Linked DNA regions of Mus musculus: regions 1, 3 and 4 are each linked to region 2. A link is a loop called in an ENCODE intact Hi-C map of the cell type or tissue named here. Cell type or tissue: heart. All regions are shown on one strand. Links, peaks and the distances in the headings refer to the core of each region. The heading gives the core; the rest is flanking DNA.

Region 1 (5,635 bases), core at 308-5,307, 120 kb before region 2:
ATGGATATGCTTCAGCTGGCTAACCGACGAGCTTCAGAGCCTCCGTTGCCCCAAGGCTGGGGTTACAGGCATGCACTCTGTGTCTGATCTTTTATGTGGGCTCTGGGGATCCAAACTGAGTGTCTCGTGATTGCTTGAATGACAGGCACATTACTGATCGAGCCATCATCAAAGCTCTGTGTCAACCAAGTCTAGGTATACAACCAAGTAGTGTCATTTACACTGATTGGCATGCAATAGATCTTTAAAACTTTTGGTGTGAAACTGGACTGGGATGGACTGGTTGAGGTTGACAGGGTTCCTCTTTCAGTAGCTTTCACATGCCAATTGCTTTGCAAACCTCATACAATGCAGTCCTAGCATCTGTCACTTTGTAATGACTGTGATTTAGCATAATGCCCTCGAGGTTTATTGGTGCCGAAGCAGCTGACAGAACTCCCTTTTAAAGAGTGGGTAATATTCCATTGCTCTATGTACCATACCATCTAGCAATGCTTGCACTGACAGGCACCTGAGCTGCTACCCTGGCTGCAGTGTATTGCTGTGTTTTGTGTTGTGAGCATGGGGTGTTCGGGGGTCCTTGAACTCCAGCCACTAAACCCTTCCCACATCTGGCCTAAATTAAAACTGTCAGCTAGAACTGCCATGGAGGAAGAAGTCAGCCATTTTTGACCAAATTCTCGTCTCTGAATGTGTGGGCCCCAGTAGAGGAATCCTTTTCTTTCTTTTTTTTTTTTAAAGATTTATTTATTTATTTTATTTATTACATGTAAGTACACTGTAGCTGTCTTCAGACACTCCAGAAGAGGGGGTCAGATCTCATTACGGATGGTTGTGAGCCACCATGTGGTTGCTGGGATTTGAACTTCGGACCTTCGGAAGAGCAGTCGGGTGCTCTTACCCACTGAGCCATCTCACCAGCCCGAGGAATCCTTTTCTCACTGGAACTTGTATAGAAAACTGACCACATGTTGAGGAGATCTGGGAGGCTTCTTGAATTAGGGACATTATTAAAACAAGCACGATTTCTTTTCTCTAAACTCTCAGTATAAACTATCCTGGTCACAAGGTTGGAGCGAGAGCTGAAGAGGTCAGCATGAAGGTTTCTGTTATTGAAGACGAGGAAGAATGGGCTCACATTTCAAACAAGCTGCCTTACCAAAGCTTGGCAACTTCTCTGAATATTGGGGATTTGAGTTCACAAAGAACCTTAGGGTGAGGTGCATGGGACAGAGCCTAGTCTCTCACAGGTCACAAAAGCCCCCTCTGGGATTCCTCTTAGGCAATGGCTAAGAACGCTGCTATGGAAAGGAGGCATCAGGCTGTCGCTTTAAAAAGCTTGCAGACCCTGGAGCCTGGAACTCAGATCTGGGCTCACCAGCTTTCACTGTGGACTAACACTCCAGCTAGAATCAGGTCTTTGCAGAGGGATTGGGACTAGTCTTCAAGCTTTCCAGGTCACTAGAAAAAGTTCCCTCTTCCAGGGGAACGTGCAAACCACTGCAGGCCTGAACAACCCAAGTGCCCTGGACTGACCTCTGTGGTCCATCACGTTGGTCTTGGAGAACACGAGGTTAGTTGCAAGCCCAGGTTCTTGGTACCCTCTTACTGGAAATGTCACTTGTCTATTAGAATATAAGGCTATGTTGTAATAGTTTGTTGTGATGGTTTGAATATGCTCAGCCCAGGCACTGGCACTATTAGAAGGTATGGCCTAGAATAGGTGTGTCACTGTGGGTGTGCGCTTTAAGGTCCTCATCCTAGCTGCCTGGAAGCCAGTCTTCTCCTAACAGCCTTCAGATGGAGATGTGGAACTCTCAGCTCCTCCTGCACTATGCCTGCCTGGATGCTGCCATGCTCCCACCTTGATGATAATGGATTGAACCTCCGAACCTGTAAGCCAGCCCCAATTAAATGGTGTCCTTATAAGAGTTGCCTAGGTCACAGTGCCTGTTCGAAGCAATAAAACCCTAACTAAGATATTTGCCTTCTGGGTACCCACAAGACCAATCCTGGTTCTTTCAGCCATCACGTTTTTGTGACTTAACAATGCCCTTTAGCCATCAAACTCATTCTACTTTTTATTTGGCATTTGTCCATTTGATACATATATACATATATAAAAAGTCTGTACATGGTAAAAAATACAAAATAAGCATTTCCTTATAAATTATGAAGTTACACAGCTACCTTTTAGACTTTAAAGACCATTGCAGAGAAAAATAATGAGAGGGACACAGCCAGCCCTTCATTATGGTCATTCACAATAACCTCAGTATAAAACATCCATACAAAATATAGATACACAGTAGAGCACATCTCAGGTAAGCTGCCCAGACTGCAAAGCTGGGTGAAACGTGTCGGAGAGTCAGACAAGTCCACACCCCAGTGCCAGGAGCTGGCACTCTGAAAAGGCTCCCGTTGGAGTAGCAGAAGGACATCAAGCAGAGCACTGGATACACATGTCTACAGAGAGAAATCGCTTCCTCCCGCCAAAGGAGCATCAAGAAATGAAAAGCTTGCTTGATAGTGCTTTCCCCTTAGACAGGGAGACGGTGCCCTTATTCTCTTTCAGAATCTCCTGTGCTTTCTACTCTCAAGGTGAAAAGACAGGATGGCTGACTGATACCCCCTGCAGAAAGGTGGCCATCCAGGAAGTTAGGGGTCAGAGGCTTGGTGTTTGACAGGACCTGGCTCACAGTAAGCACTGGCAGTGGAACTAGGGACACCCCTCTACACACACCCTGCACGCGGTGTCTAAAATAAATTTGCAATAAATAGATGCAATGTTGCTCTTGTAGAAAAGACCCACGCTCCCGTGGGAAGGGTTGTTTAGAGGTGGCAGCACGGCGCAAGGAAATGTCTCTGGGACAACAGGAAGGGTGATGCCACCCCTGAGAAGGTGGTGGGTCTGTTGTGAGAAGAGGCAGGATCCAGGATCCTGAACAGAGGTGGCCACGTGGGCGTTCCCTCTCCAGTTTCCAATTGCAACAGCCCCAGAGCCGCTGGAGGGGCTCCTAGGACACCGTGATTTCCTCATCCTCCTCGCCCTCCTCATCCTCATCAGAATCAGAGAAGTCTGACGGTTTACCCGGGCTGCTCGAGTGCGCCGGCGAGGCAGGCAGTGGCCCTTCCAGCAAATGTCGCGGGTCTGCGGGCGCGTGGTAGGCCAGGCGGGCACCCGGATTGTCTTCCTCCTCATCCCCAGGTCCCTTCTGGCCTACATCACTAAGGTCTGGATGGGGGTTTAGTTTTGTGGGAAGGGTCTGCTCTCGGCAGCCCCCGCTAGACAGGAGCTCGCGCTCTTTGGAGTTCCGCCATTTCATGCGTCGATTCTGGAACCAGATTTTCACCTGTGAGGGAAGAACCAGAAACAAGTTAGTGTCTGCTCACAATGAGGGGGTGGTGGTGGTGGTGGTGGTGGTGGTGGTGGTGGTGGTGGTGGTTGGGGCAACCCTTAGAAGCCAGGCTTGGGGAACATGTAGGAAGGCGCTGCCCTCAAGGTGATTTCTGTGTTGTTCCCCACCAGCCTTGTAAGCCCTCTTAACTCTTGCTCCTCTGGTCTATCTACCTGCCAGCCCATTCATATTGGATCGAATTCATGCTTCATTCACTCGTCCCCATAGCCATGACCCACCCATCCATCTATCCAATTCATGTGTCCATCCGCCTACCCCATACACACACACACACACACACACACACACACACACACACACACACACACGTACGTACGTATCCATGTACACATCCTCCACCTGCATACACACCTACCCATGCATATGCATCTATCTATTTATCCATATAGCTATCCATGTACCCTTACGTCCATCCATCCTCTCATTCGGCACTTGACTCAGCTGGGCAGGTGGGGGAGTAAGATAGAAGGGTGGGGTGGGGTGGGGTGGAAAAGGAGGCTGCTCTGGGGAAACCTCAAATAACTTGGCCTGGGTTTCCCCAGCTGCTCCGCCAGCCTAAGAGGCACCAGAGAGCCCTTGCAATTGATTGGCAGGGGCTAGCATGGCGTGTGAGGGTGGGGCGGTGGAGGCCGCTCGCACCTGCGAGTCCTTCAAGCCAAGCTTGGAGGCCAGCTTTTTCCGGTCTGGCTTGCTGATGTACTTCTGCTTCTGGAACGTCTTCTCCAGGGCTTTCCGCTGCACGTCAGAGAACACGGCTCTGCGCAGCATGCCCCGGCGAGGCTTGCCGCGAGCAGCCAGCGGCCAGGAGAAGGTCCCAGGGATAGGCACGACGCTGGAGGAAGCTGCGGGGTGAGGGAAGTAGAGAATGAGCCGGGTGTCCTGCAGAGCCGAGCATCCGCCTCTCCCAAGCTGTTTTCACTAGCGTTCTCCCTCCTTTTTCCCCCTCGAGTCCCTTCATCTCTTTAAAACACTCCTTTTTCTCCCCGTAGAGAATAGACGGAGAACCTACAACCTGTCTGAGTGAAAGGCGCTTTCCGCACAAATAACTTTCGCTTTCAACCGTGCAAACCCGGATTAGGAAAAAACCCACGAAAACAGCAGCCACAATTGCCTTTTGCTTACCCGCCCCCCCACTTCCATTCAATGGTCTTACAGAAACAGTCCGCACCAAACAGCTTAAATAGCAACAGAATAAAATAAATTACAGAAATGAAAATAATCCCACAGAGACCACTCAGCACACCTCCACTTTCCCCCCCCCCCAAGACCCACGGACACGCAATCACCTTGGTGCTGTCAGTACCTTTTAAGACAAGGCACTTTGCTGGTTTGGCAGACAGAAAAAAGTCTGTTTTGGCTTAAAAAAAATCCAGTCATTCATCGTTTTAAAAACTACATATGATTTTTCTGCCTCCCCCACAACGTAAAGAAATCAGCGTGAATACAAGGAAAGTGGCGTCTAATTAGCACATTGACCGCTTCCCACTGGGAATTGGCGCTATGAAAAGGGGGAGAGTTTCGCTTTAAGGGAGAGAAAAAGAAAAACAAAAAGAAACAGAGACGCTAACGAAGCGTGAATGGTAATTGTGTAGTAATGAACTAACCGCAAAAGGCTATGGACAAGCAGCGAGAGCCATATATTACCGGGACAAAAGAGGTTTACACTCAGGCTAAACACAACTGCAGGCGGAGACGATTGGGAGAGCGGTGATGGCAGAGGCTTCTCTACCCCCAATCTTTCACATTAAATGGACACGAAAAGCTATTTATAAAGCTCGGGTTGTTTTTGTTAGACCATTGAGACCCGGGAGAAAGGAGCAAATTCCATTGTCGGCAAAAGCCTGAATGGTGGTGGAAGAGAGTTTCTTCTCTCAAAAAAAAAAAAAAAAAAAAAAAAAAAAAAGCGTCGCTAGTTTCTTTTGCTGATGTTGGGAGTGCTGTCCTGGTCTTGCCCTGCCCCCACCCACTGCACTTTGGCTCTGGTCCCTTCTTGTCTAGGGGGCTTCCCTGCTTTTTAAAGCAGCTTTAAAGTGTTCGAGGCAATGCTTGAACACTCGTAGTTCTCAGCATGAAAACTCTTGAGGGTGCTTCTTCGCCTGTAGACTAGGACCCATAGCGGGATTCTGTCAACTGTTTCCTTTTTACAGAAAGAGCCCACCGGCATGATATAGGGTTGGGAAATCAAATTGGCAAGATAAGGTTGGGGTCGCGGGAGG
Region 2 (5,635 bases), core at 199-5,198:
TATTATATAATCAAGGATGACCTTGACTTCTGATCTTTCTGTCTCCAAAAGTGTTGTTTTGACTGCAAGGATGTGTGCGTTCTCTATGCTGTGAAGGATTCGTTGATACATTTACTAAGTGCCAGGCACCAGTGTGGTGGTGGCAACACAGTAGTGGCCTAAGCAGATCCGGTCCTATCTTCCTGGTGAGAGGCACACCCCAACCACAGAAGCTTCTGCTCACAGTGAGCTGTGGATGCCCATCCTCTAGCCCTCCGCCACCTTCTCTAGGAAAACGATCTTATCTCAGCGTTTACAAGGACTCTTAACCTCAAGGGCCATTGCACAGCCCTTCCTCTTGGCTGTCTACCTCACAACCCCCAGATAATCCTCAATGGAAAGGACAAGCCAACTCTAGGGGGGGATTTATAGGTGTTTCCATGTCTCTTGGAGATAAACTCTGAACCCTGCTCCCCCTCGAGTGCTGCTGGCATAGACTTGGCAGTTTATTATTGATTTCATTCGATGAGAAACGTGATCGTAAAACGTGGAACTAGCTTTTCTCCAGGCTATAGTTTGCTCCAGTGAAAGTTAGTTCGACTCTGAAATGTCCCTCACAGCCTCGTGCGTGCGCCGAGCACGCATTCCCGAGCACAGCCGCTGGAACCGTATTGGGAAGCTGTGGGACTTCCGGAAGGTGTGACCCATCTGGCTGGATGAGATCACTAGGGACTGGCCTTTGAAAGTTGTAGCCCAGCAGCACTCTGGTCTGCTGCTTTGCTGCCCACTCCAGTTATCATGATCCGAGCTGCACCTTTGAACCTTCCGGGGACTGAAACCCTCAGCCGCCAGGAGCAGGTTGCTTCTGTCAGGAATTATGGCGACCACAGTGCAAAAGCAACTAAGCCATACCACATCTTGGAGAGGTGAGCACGGGCATGTGTGCTGACTTCAGGGAGCTTCATGTACATTACCTCAGTTAATATTCGCTGCAGCATGGAGGATTCATTCCCTTTTATAGGCTTTGGAAGTTAAAAGAACTTCACTGCGCTAACTCAGCCAGCAGGTGGCAGAATTCCATCTTCTTGTCTGTAAATTGGGTCAGATAGGTATGACTCCCCTTCCCGCTCTGTAGTGAATCTTGGCAGCTGGATTCTAGGCCTAGGCAGTACTGAATACAGCCTGGGCTCTTAACTATGATATAATTTCAAGCACTCTCCGTGGATTATCCATTCAATCTTCACAACATCCGCGCGGGAAGAACTAGTCACAGATTGAGGAACCCAGGACATAAGGAGGGTGAAAGAAACTAGCACAAGTGAAACTGGTGCCCAGCTGTCCCCCTCCAAGGCCTCTGTGTTGACTGTCACCTGTGCTCAGAGTCCAGCCTGGGTGTTGTCATGTTCTTGGCTTTTTTTATCCACAACTGAAAAGAAGGGCTCACAGAGACTTGCAAAAGCAGGGAGATATTTTCATTTTGGGTAAAGATCAGAAAGGGATACAACTGTCGAAATTGATAGAGGGCCAAGTGTGAGAATATACTCAGGAGCCCCAACTGTTGCTTTGGCTTCACGGGGAGGAGGTGCTGGTCCCTAAGGCTCATGGTTTGGGTGGCTTCCTATTTTGATTGATAGGTTATATAATCATTTCCTCTACTGCGCATGTTCTTCCTAATAAGGCATCTGATTTTAATCGTAAGCACCCCCAATTACACATAGGCATAAGATGGTCAATAGAGATGGCTCAGAGGTTAAGAGCACTCTTCCGAAGGCCCTGAGTTCAAATCCCAGCAACCACATGATGGCTCACAACCACCTGTAATGAGATCTGACTCCCTCTTCTGGTATGTCTGAAGATAGCTACAGTGTACATATGAATCTTAGAGAAAAAAAAAAGGTGGTCAGTAGAGATTCTCTCTAAAAGGCAACTAAAGGACACAGTTGACTTATTGTGCATGCATCCAAAGCTAGTTTATGCTGGATTGAACCTTCCACTCTTTATAGGATGAACTGGGAATACATTTGAACAGAAACTGTTTCAATCTTGGTACTAGAGGTCAATAAATGTGTATGTTGTTCATAGGTGAGAACCCCCCCCCCCCCCCGCCACACACACACCTCCTATTTGTAGGTGAGGGCGTGAGGGAGTCCTGTGGTTGCTAGGTGACTTATTTGAATGGGATGTATACATAAAGCCTATGGGTCGGGGCATAACCTACCAGTGCACTATTACAAGAAGGGGGTGGGCTGCAAAACCCGAACCAAATAGAGTCCGAGCCTAAACCTCCTGTGCTTGCCTGACTCAACCATCACATACTTCTTCTAAAGAGTCCAATAGATGAGGGTGTAAGAATTCCAGATTTAAAAAAAAAAAATTAGCAAAGTAGCACTAAGTTTAAAATCTCTGTTACACATGGGTTCAACAGAAAATGTGATTCCGCCTGTCTTTCTGTCCTTGGCGTTTAACATACCACCAGGCACACGGAAAGCAGCTGAGTGACTGCACACATGCGTTAGAGGCCATCCCTTTGCTTTCTGAACCCTCCCACACTGCTTATTTACTTATGAAATACCCGGCTCACACTGAAAGTATATTAGACACTAAATTCACACGCATAATTGTCCCATACGTTAACAACCCAGAGAACCAACTCTAAGTTTTCTTATAAATAATTAGAAGGCATTTTGGACCACCTGGGTATCCGAATGAGCGAGCATTTCGGCCTTCTCTGGCGCCCTCTGGTGCTTGATATCTGCAATTACTTCAGAGCAGCTGAGGCTGGACTGTCTGAATGTGTTTCCTGGGTACAGACAGGTGCATGGGAGCTTACACACAGAGCATGCCCTGGAGAACTGGCGTTTCCTGTCTGAACGCCAGCTATTCAGTGTCATGTCAGAGCTGTGATGGCTCCTGTAGCCATTTTTCCCTGGTCTTTTCCTCATTTGTCTAAATTTCCTTCTGCTCCTTTCTTCCTGTACAACCTGTAAAACGAATTTTGTCTACTGTGTTTCTAAAAAGATCTCTCTCTGTCCCCTCTCTCTCTCCTTCTGTTTTCTTGATCCTCTTCAAAAGCTACAAGTGTTAAATCAGTAATATATAAAGTTCTAAACAGGACTGTGTATTGTTGCATGTTTTTTACTTTTTTTTTTTTAAGTGGAAGACTTGAATCCCAGTTTTCTTCCAGTTACCATGCGCTTCCTTAAGTAGAAGGCTGTTCCTTTCTGGCTACTATGAGGAAATAGATCCCAATGCATTCCCCTCTCATAGTGAAATCCTTCTTTAACTGAGTAGCAAACTCTTTTCAGCATCTTTAAAAGCAGCTGGTCCTGGGCTGGAGAGATGGCTCAGTGGTAAAGAATACAGGATAACCTCGAAGCAGAGCATACCAGACAGCTCACAACCGCCTGTAACTCCAGCTCTGTGAAATCTAATGCCCTCTTTTGTCTTCTTTCAGGCATCCAAGGACACATAGCCTACACAGAGAGACACACAAACATGTTGGAAACAGAAGACGCATAACAACAAACGCTTACTGATCTTGAGCTAGTCAGTCAAGGGCAAGCCCAGGCAGCTTTGTTTTTTAATGTTCATCTGTCATTATTTTCCTAAAGAGATGCCCTGGAGTAGCCAGAACAGAACCCCCACCCCCACCCCCACCCCACTCCCGCTGTGTGCTTCAGCATCCAAGTGTGACGAGATCATTGCTACTGGCCGTTCTCTGATTCTGATGAACACCAGAGTGGATGCTGTATGGACCGCTCTCATGATGATCCAGTTGATCCAGCTCTGCGGCTTAGGTCATTGTCCTCATTCATCCACGGATGGGAAAACCAACGTTAGAGAGGCTATGGATCATCGCCTGGGTGAGGTCTTAGTCACATGGTCAGCTTGAAAGTGATCCTGGGAAAGGCAGACTCAAAATGGGCCTCTGCATGTGCCACAATATAGAGCTCTGACTGAAAGGATAATGGGGAGTTGCTTGGCCTCTAAAGATGAATGATGATACCAAGTGGGTGACGTCTGAAATGGTGCACCCGCCCTGGGAGAGCGATGTGAACACATCCACAGCGAGACTGCTGTGAAATGTTCAAATCCTTGTTTATAACAGGAAAAATAACTGGAAGCAAACCTAACCTGTTTACAAGCAGGATGTGGGCTAACCTAGCCTCCTGGATCAGTGGGAAACAACCATGGTATTCATTTCTCCTTTCTATTTACTCCCAAGGGACATAAAAGACAGGCAGGTATGATTTTGCTAAAGTCCAACATGGCGAGACTAGTGAGTTTATTGGGGCAGGGGTTTAGGGCTAATTGCAGGAGTGTGGGTGATGCCCCTATCACGGGAGGTGACGTCATGAAGTTAAGTCATGGAGTCCCTCTTGAGACCAACCTTTTACTCTACATGTGCTCTAGAATCTTAAGGTCTTTTGTAGCTGTGTTCAGGGAAGGGAAGAGAGGTCCTATGGCTTTTAAGACATCTGTTGGGGAGCATTCATATCGTCATTAATCTTATCTTTACCCTCGACCTGGCTACCACTGTGTTGCTGTGTCCTGGTTGCCATGGCTACCAGGGAACAGTCCAGGATGGCAGGAGGAGAGAGCACCACCATAGAGCAGCTACTCAGAAAGAAACATTCAGGGCTGTCTGACCCACATGTCACAGGACGCAGCTCCAGGGCCACGAAAATGAACTCAAATTGGACAAACATGGGTCTAAGGCACACTTTTAAATATATGCGTGAGGAACCCTCTTGACAGCCCTACATGGTTTTTGTTGGAGACCAGTTTTCTTTATGGAAGTCTGGTTGTCTTGGAGCTTGCTCTGAAGACCAGCCTGGCCTTAAACTTACAGAGATCTCCTGCCTCTGTCTTCTGTGTGCTGGGACTAAAAGCCTGTGCCACCATACTGGAATATATATATTTTTTAAAGATTTATTTATTTATTTATTTATTTATTTATTTATTTATTTAATGTATTGCTGTTTTCATGCATACCAGGAGAGGTCATCATATCCCATTACAGATGGTTGTGAGCCACCATGTGGTTGCTCAGAATTGAACTCAGAAACCCTGGAAGAGCTAAGTAGAAGAACAAAGGCATGTTCTGGGGTAACATGAATTGGGCTGTGTACCTAGCCATGGTATACACTATGGTTCTAGAATCATGACCTGAACTCTTAGAACCTGAATATTTGATTTTAAGTATACTATATCGCAATTTTGAAAAACAAAGCATAGGCTTGCTACAGTCAGTAATCTCTTTAAGAGATTCAATACGCGGGTCCCCCATGTGAGCTGACAAGATCTGAGGGTGTCTTTTCATATGGCAGTCTCTGAGAAGGTGCACGGCAGCACCTATACATCCTGACAGCCTGGCATTGTGGCAGCCCAGTGGGGAAGGACAACAGTGTTCTCCATTGCCTCCATTTTAAACTGCAAACAGCAGAGTCCATCTGACTGCAGCAAGTCGGAAAAGGACTCTAGAGGCAGAATAAACAGGAAGCGCTCAACACAGCCCCTGCAAACAGGCAGCGGTTAAGGCAGGCAAGCCAGGGCAGGGGCTCACAGGATGCTACCCATCATCCTAATCTCCCTGTCCTTGCCCAGCAGGGCTCCACCCCTAGTCTTCATTGCATCTTTGTATTGCTCCCCAGAG
Region 3 (5,635 bases), core at 151-5,150, 140 kb before region 2:
AGGGTCTTGAAGCCCATGCCCACAGTGTCACACCTACAACAAGGCGTATTATACCTCCTAATAGTGCTACTTCCTGGGTCAAGCATATACAAACAAACCATCACACTAGTTGATTCAGAAAGACACAAGAAAAATGACTGTGGAGGAAGATGGGGGTGGGGGGTGTTTACTCACGGATCGTCCAGACACTCAGATGCTCCAACAAAATTCACAGGTAAGTTATTAGAAATATGTTTAATATATTTGGATATGTAAGATGCTCCTGGAGACTCCTGTGTGGAAGGGTTGGTCCTGAAGGCCATGTCCAGGATCTAGGAAGTGGTTGGACCATGAAGGCTCTGACTTAATTGACAGATCAATCCACTGATTCATTCAAACTGGTGGGGGAGGCAGCAGAAGAGATGGGAGGTGGGGTTTAATGTTTGGGGGGAAACATCTCAATGAGGGTGTCTTTTTAGAGGGCTCATCTTGACCCCTTCTTTTCTGTGCCTACCTCTAGGCCACCATATGGTGAGCTGACCTTCCTCAGGCTCCCTTACCCTTGATGCCCTTCCCAGCCTGCCACAGTGGTGCCAGCTCTCCATGGTCTGAGAGCTTCCCTCAGTCTTATTTCTTTCAGGAAATTTATCACAGCATTAAAAAAAAAAAAGATGTGACAAAAAGTGTTAAAGCCTTAGAAATAAATAAACTCTTGAAAAAGAGTTCCAGAAAGCACATGCTGAGAAACTGGTGGAAACCCAAGGAAGCAGAGGAAAACAATTGTTTGTTTATTTATTTTTGGTTTCTCGAGATAGCTTTTCTCTCTGTGCCCTTGGCTGTCTCGGAACTCATTCTGCAGATCAGGCTGGCCTTGAACTCAGCCATCTTCCCGCCTCTGCCTCCCAAGTGCTGTGAGTAAAGGCATGTGCCCCCACTGCTCGACTGAATTTAAAACTTTTTGGCACCAAGAAGTGATTTTCTGCAAGTAAAACTCCCGATCCGATGCAATCCCAGGCCGTGTGGTTTTATAGAATGAATGAAGTCTCCCAGGACTCTTCAAAAGTCAAGAAAGCAGAGAGAAGAAGAATGTCCTTGCCAGACAGCAAGACTAAAGTCATGGAGACAATGTCTCATCGGTGCTAGAATGGGTAAATGGTTGGGTATGGTGGCACTTGCACTCAAGAGGCAGGGGCATGCAGATCTTTGAGTTTGAGGCTAACCTGGTCTATAGTATAAGTTCTAGGACAGCCAGGGCTACAGAGAGGAACCCTTTCTTGAAAACCAAAACCAAAAGAAAACAAAAGCTGAACCAATATTTAGAAGGATTAGAAGGTTAGAATAGATAACCCCAACGAACCCAGCACATGTTGTCTTTATTGCTAGGAACTAAATAGTGTCAGCGACTACAGGACCTGAGGAGGAAAAGATACAGCCAAGGACAGTGCCAATGACAGTCACTGGCTCCCATTGTAAAACCTGAAGTTGGCTCAGTGTGCTCACCAGCTTAGGAGGACTCTCCTCTGGGCAGTTGTCAGTCATCATTGGCTTGTGCCCAACAGCCAGAACATAAGTGCATGGGGACAGAAGAGTAGAAAGAAGGGACACACCCCTCCACCACTGCAATACCCACCTGCGGCACTGGGTGCTCAAGGCTCTGGGAAATTCACAGTGATGGTCCCTAGACTTTGTGTCCCAGTAGAGGAGTCAAAAGAGGTGATGCCAGGCTTCTCCACTGAGTTCTTCACCTGTCACCTCACAGGACTGCTGGTTTCAGCAGAGCAGCATGCTGGAAAGAGTCACAAGGTTGCAGGGCCAGTGATCCTGGTTATGACAAGATGGTGCAGCTGCTGCATAAAGGGTTCAGGAGCAGGATGTCGGCAACATGGACTCTGGCTGTCTGTCCATGTTTATTGATGGCTGTGAATGGAAATTTGCAAGGTTCATGGCCCATAGGGGCAGGGGCAGGGGCAGGGGTAGAAGCAGTCACTTAGGCCCTTCCAGAAGGAACATCTGGGCCAATCTTCTGGTGAAGCACAGAGTGTGAGTGATAATTTCATGCCACTCCCATAAGCCTCAACTGCCTGCCTTCAAGTATGGCAGAGCTAGCACATCTGTGTCACAGCCTTGAGGACTCCGACATCCTCCCTCGGTCTTTCTTGTCCTCACTACTCTGATTCCTTGGCCTGTATAGTCTCTGTAGGTGTCCCAGATGTTGGCAGAAATGGGCCATACTGCATTGCCACTGGGGTTCATGGCGGAGCTGGAGAACCCCCTGACAAGGTAGCGGTAGATATAACCATGCTGTGAGTGGCAGGTTGATCCTGGCTTCTCTGAAGCTTAGCTTATCAGGCGGGGTGAGGGCAGAGGATAGAGAACAAGCATGCATTGCTGGCCCCTGCACTGCTTGTTCTTTAGAGGCACGCAGCCTCCTCCCACTGTCATCCCTGGGTGTCTCTAACAAAATTCCTGGCTGGTCACTACTGGCCTAAGAAACAGGGCAGAATCCCAGCCTTCAGCCCAGGGATGAATTAGAATGTTCTGGGAGGGACAGGCATGGTAGCAAACGCCTGTAGTCAGGAGAGGAGGAGTGGGAGTGAGGCCCAGCCCAGCCTGGGATGCGTAGAGACCATATGGGGGGTGAAGGGATGGGGGTAGAACCCATGTGCTGGAGTAGGGCCCAGGTCTCCCAGCTAGAATATTTTGAAACTTCCATTTAGGGGTCGCCCTGTCTACTACCTCCATGTGACCAGCAGAGGGCAGCAAAGCCCAAGCAAAGTTAGTCCCATCTGCAACTGCTCTCTTTTCCTCCCTCCCTCTCTTCCATTCCACCTTCTCCCTCTCTGAATTCTTCTTTCTGAGTCCCCCCCCCCCCCCCCGCCAAATCCCCGTCTTCCCTCTCTGAGAGTCTCTCGGTGCCTTCGCTCTTCTGTTTTCCCTCTCCAGGTTCTGTCCATGGGTCTCCCCTTCCTATGTGTTCCCCCCATCTCCACCAGGGGTATGTAGTGTATAAAGGGCAGGAGACAGAACTAACAGGCATTCAAACTAATGGGCGCTCGCGGAATCTTAAGCTACAACCTACCTTCTGTGGCTGCAGTAAGATGAAGCTGACTGGCCTCGAGAAAAAGAAAGGACGTTAGCATGGTGTCCCCAGGCAGGACTAGAGAAAGGATTTGTTCCTGGGTCGATGACCTGGCTCCAAAAAAACCCCGGAGTCTGACTACCATGTCAAACATACCACATTAGCTGCCACGGCAGTACTCATTGCCAAGGCCCCTTTGAGCAGTTGAGATCGGAGACATTATTACACTAAAGAGGGAAGACTGGTGTTCACAAAGGGAAGAAAATTATACAAGCAAGTCCTGAGGCAAGACAAGATCCGGGGTGTCCTGAGGACCCGTGGGCACAGTTAGGTACAGAGGCTACAACATTGCTGGCACGCAGCTCTCCTACTTGCAGGCTAAGTCCCTGAGCAGATACAGCTGCTCCATGAGTCTCAGCTAGCTCTTTTGTAAAGGTCAGAAGAGCCCGGTTTCCTCTAGTAGATGCTATAAGTGTCCCCTTGCAGCGCCTACCATCCCTCTTTCTAACAGCTTGACTGTGTGCAGGAGTCCACCCCTCCCAGTGATGACCCTGGACCTAGCCTGCCTTCTTGACATAGTCCTGAAGGTGGAGCTGGAAGATGGGGAAGGGCTGTCTCACTGGCTCTCCTTGAATTGCTGACATTGGCCACAGGATCGCAGCCTCCCTCTACACTTCTAGTGAAAGAATATCCCACTAGGACTCCACCTGAGCAGGTCCTCTACCTGAGTAAGATGTCACCATGGAGACTCCTTGAAATTTGCTGGTGGTAGTACCCAGCATGAAGTAAGCCTAGGACCAATGGGAGCCATTGGCTTTTCTGTTGACCACAGAGGCCATAACCAAGGCTGGTGACTATAGCCAGGCAAGGTAGTGTGTGCTGGCCATGACTTGCAAAACCTGGGACCTACAGCCAGTCACTGGAGCTTAAATACTAGGTCAGCTTGATGCTAAGTATGTGGGCATATGGGCAAGTCACTTAACACTTCAGAGGCTATAGTCTGCATATCGCATCACTCTACACAGTGATAGAACTGTTTCTTATAGGTCTGACCATTGTGTGACTCCCTGAGAACAGTATGTGCTGTGTGAGACACTTGCAGACGTTAGCTGTAGTCACGATCTCTTTTGTATCTAAAGGTTGCTGAGGAGATGGGGATATGGGCTTATGTAACTTACATGAAGCTTGGATTTGATCCAAAGCACCCATAAAAGGGGGGCATTGTGGCACATACCTCTATTCCCCGGACTTGGTAAGTAGAGGCAGACAGATCACAAGGTCAAGGTCATTGTTGGCCAAATAGTGAGTTGAAGGCCAGCATGGACTACATAAGACCCTGCTTCAAAAATAAAAATGGCAAACTCAGATTGCCAAGTGTCTTTATGAGCCGCCTCCTCTGCCCCAAAGTCAAAATCAGTTTTGATGAACTTCCTCTTGTACCTCGTCTCAGGTGTGGGCATTTAAACAGGCAGTACCTTCTCTGATTACAGAGGTATAGCTTGCGCAGAGTAGGTCTTCAACAAACAACTTATAGGAGTACCAAACATCAGGCCTGAGACACCAGCAGAAGGAAGAGGTTATGTTTTTGGTTTTCGTCATTTGGGATTTTGTTTTTGCTGTTTTGTTGTTGTTGTTGTTGTAGCTAAAATCCATTCCTGTCTTTGTTCTTGTTCTGTTTGCCTGTGTGAGTGGTGACCACTCTGAGTGAGTGGTGACCACCTGTGTGGCTGTGAGCATGCATGGGATGTGTGAGATGGAACTGTGTCCCAGAACTTTTTCTACATGCCCAACCATACGCATAGCATGGACACACGCACGCACACACACACACCTATTCTCGTGACTAGCGCTCACTGTAGCCTTCTGGGTGCCTGCTGGGTCATCTACTCACCCATCCTCATCCCCTCGACTCTAGTCTGAGTTACTAATCGGTTTTTATCAGCTATGTCTTCCTTCAGATTTAAGAAAGGCAAAGCCAAGCTAGGAGCCTCCTTTGGCACCTGTCTTCCAGTTGGTTTCATCACCCAGCCCTTCTCAGAGCCAGTCTGCTCAAAAAACTTGTCTGCGGGGCTGGAGAGATGGTTCAGTGGTTAAGAGCACTGATTGCTCTTCTAGAGGTCCTGAGTTCAAATTCCCAGCAACCACGTGGTGGCTCACAACCATCTGTAATGGGATCTGACGCCCTCTCCTGGTGTGTCTGAGGACAGTGATGGTGTACTCAGACACATAAAATAAATGAAATCTAAAAAACAAAAACAAAAACCAAACAAACGGGTGCATTGGATTTCAGATTTATTTTATTATAACCAATAGTAAGAAATACATTTTACAGAACAATTCCACATGTGCATGTGTACACACATATGCATAGTCAGTTTCTTAGCTGGAGTACGTAAGCATACAATCACACAAGTACAGACACATCAGTGCATTGCACACACTATCACAACCCACTGGACATTTATAAACCATGCCACTTGATAACACAATGGGTTTTTTTCCATGTTTATTATATGTGTAGGGTACTTGGCCTACCTGTAAATCTGTGTGTCACATGTGTACAGTACCTGTGGAGGC
Region 4 (5,635 bases), core at 282-5,281, 280 kb before region 2:
TTGGGAAGCTGGTGCTTTCTGCATTTGAGATGGATCTTAGAGGAAGTGGAGGTCACGCAGCAGCGTAAGCTCACCGCTGTGACTGATACCCAGAAACTCTACACTTAGCCTCAGTATGCTTCCTACTATAGGACTTGCCAAAGCAGAAGAGGCAATCTAGGTGATACTTCATGTTCTTTCTACTGGGAACTTTCTGGAATACTTGCTAAGCCTGCCACCATCCGTACAACCACACGTAGGGTTCTCCTGTGAGGCCAAGTTAGCAGATCAACTTCACATGCCCAGTGCCTAATGTCTCTCTCTCTTTTTTTAAGATTTATTTTATTATTATATAAATATAATAGCTGTCTTCAGATGCACCATATGTAGCTGTCTTCAGATGCACCATAAGAGGGAGTCAAATCTTATCACGGGTGGTTGTAAGCCACCATGTGGTTGTTGGGAATTGAACTCAGGACCTTCAGAAGAGCAGTCAGTGCTCTTACCCGCTGAGCCATCTCTCCAGCCCCACCTAGTGGGGCTCTAAGCGTCTCTAGTGTCTCTCTTTTTCTTTTCTTAAACTGACACAGTTGTAAGTATCGGGACTGGCCGCTTTTTCTGCAGAATCTGCTCAACACGTCACTTTTGAGGCAATGGATGGAGTAGACAGTGGATGGATGAGAAACTCTATCAAGGGTTTAAGTCCCTGCAGGCTCTTGTGAGCCCTGTGATGTCATCTAAATTCCCTAAACTCTCCAGTCCCCAGATGCACATTTTAACCTTCTAGCTGACCTCTCTTTGAGGTTGCATCTTGTTACAGATGTTTATCTAACAAAGACACAACATTTCCACTAGGATCTAGATGTCCTATCAGCCTGTAACATATGGGGACTTAGGAGCGGTGTGTTGACAGGCTTGTATCCAGCTGTCCATTTGGCTTCAGAGAAGCATAGCCTCAATGCCTGAGCAATCTTCATCAGCGTTGAGGCTCCTTAAGGAAAAATGTTTGTAAAAGTTGACAGCAAATGTATTCAGAAACCTGGTATGGAAGTTAGGTCTAGTTTCTGAAAACCCGTGACTTTGTTTTTTAAATAATGCTGGGCCCTGGCTCGGTGTATCAACTGCTTTTCATGTGTAGCTCGTGTTCTTTATGTGTGCACCTGGTCCTGACATTACTGCATAACTGTGGAGTCTAGCTAAGAGCCGCATGGAGAGGGCAGTTATCCTTCTGTGTATTTATCACACCCTGGTGTGTAAGTACATCACACACCATCACCTGACCCCACTGCTTCTTCTATCTGGTAAACTGGGTCTTAGTTATAATCGAAAAGAAATTAAAGTGACGGAGGAAGGGATCCCTTAGCAAGTCTTGATGTCTTGAGTCAGTCCTGTGCTCTGATTCTAAAACTTCAGAGTGCCATGTGGCACAGAATAAAATTATAAGGGCAGATTTAGCATGCATATGTTTTGAAGGATTTTCCCCCCTTTTCAAAGGCAGCACTGGATTGTATAATCTTCTGAAGTATAAATATGCATCCCTTCCTGGAAAATCAACCATTTAAACTTAACCTCAGAAGTCCTCTCACTCTCTTTAAGAACCTTTGGTGGCTTCTGTAGCCTTTGAAAATGGCTCTGAAGGGAGCACTGATCACTCTCAGTGGTTTATCCATCTGTCTCCCATGACTTACCCACTTATGGCCCCACGCAGTCTGCGCTTTCCTGGCTGGGCCAAGTGTGCCATTAACACAAGTGAGTCCTGTGTCTGCAGCTCTCTGTGTTTGGGCCATGCCACTTCTCCATGTGGCTGTTTTCCCTAGCAAGCCTGTCTGGCTGTGCTAAAAAACACCACCCCATAGACATGCCTAGCCCTGTGGTCCTGTTGGCCTTGGCTCATCCCTAAACAACCAGGTAAGCCTTTCTCATGTGAATGTTTGAGGACTGGCTGGCCTCACATAACATGGGTTAAGAACAAAAGAGACCAGAGATTTAATCCCTGCCCTACCAAATGAACTGGTACAAATTCTTAATATTAAAAATTAGTGATATTGCTTGGCACCAGGCAAAGAACCATAGGTACTCACATACGTGTGCCCATAGATACATTATGTATGCATAAATAAGCCTGCATGTTTTTTTCCATGCGTCTAGGAGAAGGATAGTGCCTATCACTTGCCTAAATCTAGAGAGTAGGGCATAGTATATATTTAATGTTTTGTGACTGTGTTGCCCACCCTGGCAGGACCTCCCAGTGGTCCTTGTCATCGAACACTTAGCGGAAGCCAGCTTGGCCTGTGATGTTATCTAGTGACCAATATAGACGTTGCTGTAGCCCTGTTGCCTTTGAGTGGTACAGTTATGTTAAGGTGGGAGTTGTTCCTCAGCTGTGGCTAGCCAGCATGAAAGGGAAGATAAAGCTTAGAGCACTCTGGTCTTCCAGACTGATATCTGCACAGCTTGACGTCCTCTGCTCGGTGGCAGACAATACCCCATCAATAGACGTGGGCAGATTTCTCCTGGGAGACGTAGTTCCTCAAAAAACCAGCCTGCTCCCCGCTGACTGGCTTATAACTCCGTCGGTACTTCAGGATATACCTCAGACAGCCCAGGCTGATATCATAAAGTGCCTTCAACTTGGCATTTAAACAGCGGACGGGTTTTAGTGAGGCCTCTCTTTCTAATGTAAAGATGGCGACCACATCTTTGCATGGCAAAGAAAGAAAATGCTTGTGTTTCCCCCCTTCTTAGAAAGTTGCCAGTCCCATCCCAGAGTTCAGTTTGTCAGACCTTGTGGAGACTAAATTACCTCCCTTCCTTGGAATCCTATCTCCTGATACCAGCACGGGCATTCACATCCAGTCTATACAAGATGTTCCTGCTTTCTAGGCATCAACTACATGAGCCACATCTTGGCTTCCTCCTCCCCGTTAGGGCTAAGACCCCTCCTGTTCCTCTTGGTCAACTGAGATGGGAAGTGTCTGTGCCAGCTGTGGGAGGGCCACCTTAGAGCATGTGCCTGTATATGTGTGTCTATGATATGTATGCACATACCTATGCCTAGAAGGGAGGTTTACAGAGGGGTCCAAAAACATACCTGTCACATGCTCTGAAGAGTAAGGCCACATCTGTCTTGAATGCTCACACACCTTCATTGGTTGACACAGCAGTGGCCTCACAGTAAACAGTTCGTGCTTCAGTTGGCCTTTAGAACAGAAGACCAGCCCCGTTCTCCTGCATGAGTATGTGTCTGAAGTCAAAGCCCTTTTGAACCTGAGGCCCCAGTCACCTGTTCTGGCTTCTGAGCTTCCCCTGTGTTGTGAATGACAGCAGGAAAAAGAAACAGTGCAGAATGCACCAGGCCACTTGCCAGGTGGGCCAGGACACTTGACCTTCCCCCACGGGGCTGTTGGTTGAGGTGTCTTTCCCCAGGCAGCCAGCAGGTGGCATCAAGTCTTTCATTGCTTGAAAGGCTCTTAACCTGCTCCTCCCCACTGTCTTTTTAGGACTGGCCCCAAGTGACTTGCCAGACTGTTGTAGGCAAAGTGATGAGAGAGGAAGCCTATGTATGCTATTACCAAGATAAAGAAGCCAAGAAGCCAAGATAAATGTCTTGTGGGGATGTTGTCCTGAAAGGCCCTGCTTCAGGCAGTTTCCAAGAGGGCATGGCAGACATCTCTGATTTGGAAAGGACCCCAGCTTGTAGGTTCCTGCAAAAGCTCACGAAGGTCCTTCTGCCAGCTAGCGGCTGACTTTGGAGACATTAGGAAGACATCAGGGAAAGAGAAGGAACCTCTTACCCAGCACCTCTGTGTATTCACCAACCTCGAGCCTCTCTGAGACCCATAGTTGAGGGATTTGATGGACATCCTCCTATGTAGCCATGACTGCTTAAATAAGACCACTTGTGGGTCAGTCAGTCTCCAGTCTCCAGCCCCAGGGGATGGTGGGGCTGAGAGTTCCAACTTAGTAAAATCATATGGCTGGTTCCTCTGACAACCAGCTGCCATCCACAAATAGTGCAGCAACACAGATGCAGGTATGTTGGAAAGGGGTTTATGGAAGATACTCTTCTCACCCCATCACTCAGGATATTCTGAGACTTTGAGGCTCTTGCTAATAATGAAGGACAGAGACCAAAGTATTTTTTATTGTGTCATAGTGACATTAGGATTTGTTGTGAGTTCTAGGTTCATCACAACAGTTGCAGCAGAAACAGAAGAGATGTTATTAGAAAATGACACACTTCTAAGAGAGGAACAAGGGTGGGTTCAGTAGCTCCAGGGCCCCTGCTACAGAGAGGTTGGGCCTTCATATCACACTGTGTGGGTTTTTGGTTGTCTGCACATGATGTTCCATCGTCACACAATATGTGTCTCCTTAGCATCATGTGTGCCTCCTTCGGTGGAGGGATTGGGTCTGGAATAGGTTTTCCAGCCATCCTCTTGAACAACTGAGTTCCTTTAATGAAGGTCTTACACAAGGCTTGCTAGGTCTCATTCTCCACCCTGCTCGCCTGTCTCTGTAGTGAGCCCCTTGCTCTGGCTGGTGGTGCAGCCTCTTGCTCATACCTTCACACTAAAAGAGTAAGAAGTTCTGTTTAAGCCAGGTAATGATCCTGAACCTGAGGCACACACCCTGGCTTCACAAACTTTCACCTTCTGCCAGGACACAGAGAAGAAGGCTTTCTTGGTGTTAAGGGTGTCAATAGTTCCTGTTAGCATTGGAGAGCCAACATGTGTGGCCTTTAGGAGAAGTCTGGAAACAGTGCAGGGCCTTTGTGGCCTCTTGATTCTGTAGGAAACCAGTGACCCTCATCTGAGAATAACGTTGCTTTGAGTAGTAGTGAGAGTGAGGTAGAATGACACAGGCAGAAGGTGGCAGAGTTCCTGGAGCCTATGTATCCTTCTAATTCTCTGTGGCCATGGTGATAAGGTACCGAGACTCAAAGACATTGAATGTGTGCATACAGCCTAGCTCAGCCTGGTTCAGAGAAGTTCTCATCTCCTCACCCCAGCTCATTCTTAGACCTCAAATGATAGAAGCTAGAGGAGCTCTTCTGAGAATGAGTCAGGGCTGAGGTGGGAACCTATCAACATATTGGTGAAATATGAGCATTAACTGCTCCACTGACAACCCACTGTGCTGTGTCAGAGAACCTTGTGGTGACCGATCAACACCTCTCGAGGCTCTCCTTCCCTTCCCCACCCATGCTCTGCCCTGTCAGCTGTCTTACGGGAGAATATTCCCTTCCCGTCTCCAGGTTCCATGTGGGTTAACAGTCTCAACGAGTGTTATCCATGTCTGGCGTGATTCAGCTAGCCTTCAGGTATTTACCATAGGGGAATTCCACATAGAGGCTCATTCATCAGCACTCCAGATACTCAGCCATTAAATAGATTTCAGTTGGCATGTATTGAGCAAATATCTCAGTCCCAGCTCTTAGCTGTGCCCCTGGGGTGTGAAGTCGTTTTCCAGGGTGGATCATTTGATAATCCTTTTTGTACTAGAATCTGATCATTGAAGCTACTTTCTAGTGTAAACCTGTGGCCCATGAACTCAACACTTGGAAGGAACATTTCTACATGCAGGGAACATATCCCACCCTAAGGTACTGGATGCGCTGTCAAAAAACAGGGCAGGGGGCAATGTTTACTTTGCC

Evidence for each region. Peaks named below come from ENCODE experiments on the same cell type or tissue, not always from the same donor. Only the 100,000 strongest peaks of a DNase experiment are listed, where the experiment ranks them.
Region 1: a loop joins it to region 2, with 3 times the contacts of the local background. A loop is called at or near these places in 2 of 42 quality-filtered maps.
Region 3: a loop joins it to region 2, with 7 times the contacts of the local background. A loop is called at or near these places in 38 of 42 quality-filtered maps.
Region 4: it touches region 2 in a loop (4-fold over the local background); 25 of 42 quality-filtered maps call a loop at or near these places.

The regions. Positions count from the first base shown.
Region 1 is chr7:49,629,431-49,635,065 of GRCm38, forward strand. Dbx1 (developing brain homeobox 1) reads right to left here. Exons shown (of 4, transcript NM_001005232.1): 3 at 4,059-4,261; 4 at 2,069-3,353. The coding sequence ends at 3,018. Among named protein-coding and RNA genes, the nearest start is that of Dbx1, 4.6 kb to the right of the region's middle. In heart, for the core only: no CTCF peak of the experiment used is centred there; no DNase peak of the experiment used is centred there; H3K4me3 peaks cover 2,068 bases; H3K27me3 peaks cover 4,070 bases.
Region 2 is chr7:49,752,218-49,757,852 of GRCm38, forward strand. It overlaps Gm32962 (a long non-coding RNA gene), which reads left to right and starts at 638. Exons shown (of 2, transcript XR_391460.2): 1 at 638-905; 2 at 3,434-3,944. In heart, for the core only: CTCF peaks have their summits at 1,051 (motif pointing right) and 2,726 (motif pointing left); no DNase peak of the experiment used is centred there; H3K4me3 peaks cover 807 bases; H3K27ac peaks cover 417 bases; H3K27me3 peaks cover 1,468 bases.
Region 3 is chr7:49,613,703-49,619,337 of GRCm38, forward strand. No RefSeq gene overlaps it. Among named protein-coding and RNA genes, the nearest start is that of Dbx1, 20 kb to the right of the region's middle. In heart, for the core only: a CTCF peak has its summit at 2,724 (motif pointing right); no DNase peak of the experiment used is centred there; H3K4me3 peaks cover 455 bases; H3K27me3 peaks cover 2,710 bases.
Region 4 is chr7:49,468,159-49,473,793 of GRCm38, forward strand. All of the region lies in intron 10 of Nav2 (neuron navigator 2), which reads left to right. Among named protein-coding and RNA genes, the nearest start is that of Gm51447, 33 kb to the left of the region's middle. In heart, for the core only: a CTCF peak has its summit at 3,397 (motif pointing right); no DNase peak of the experiment used is centred there; H3K27ac peaks cover 586 bases.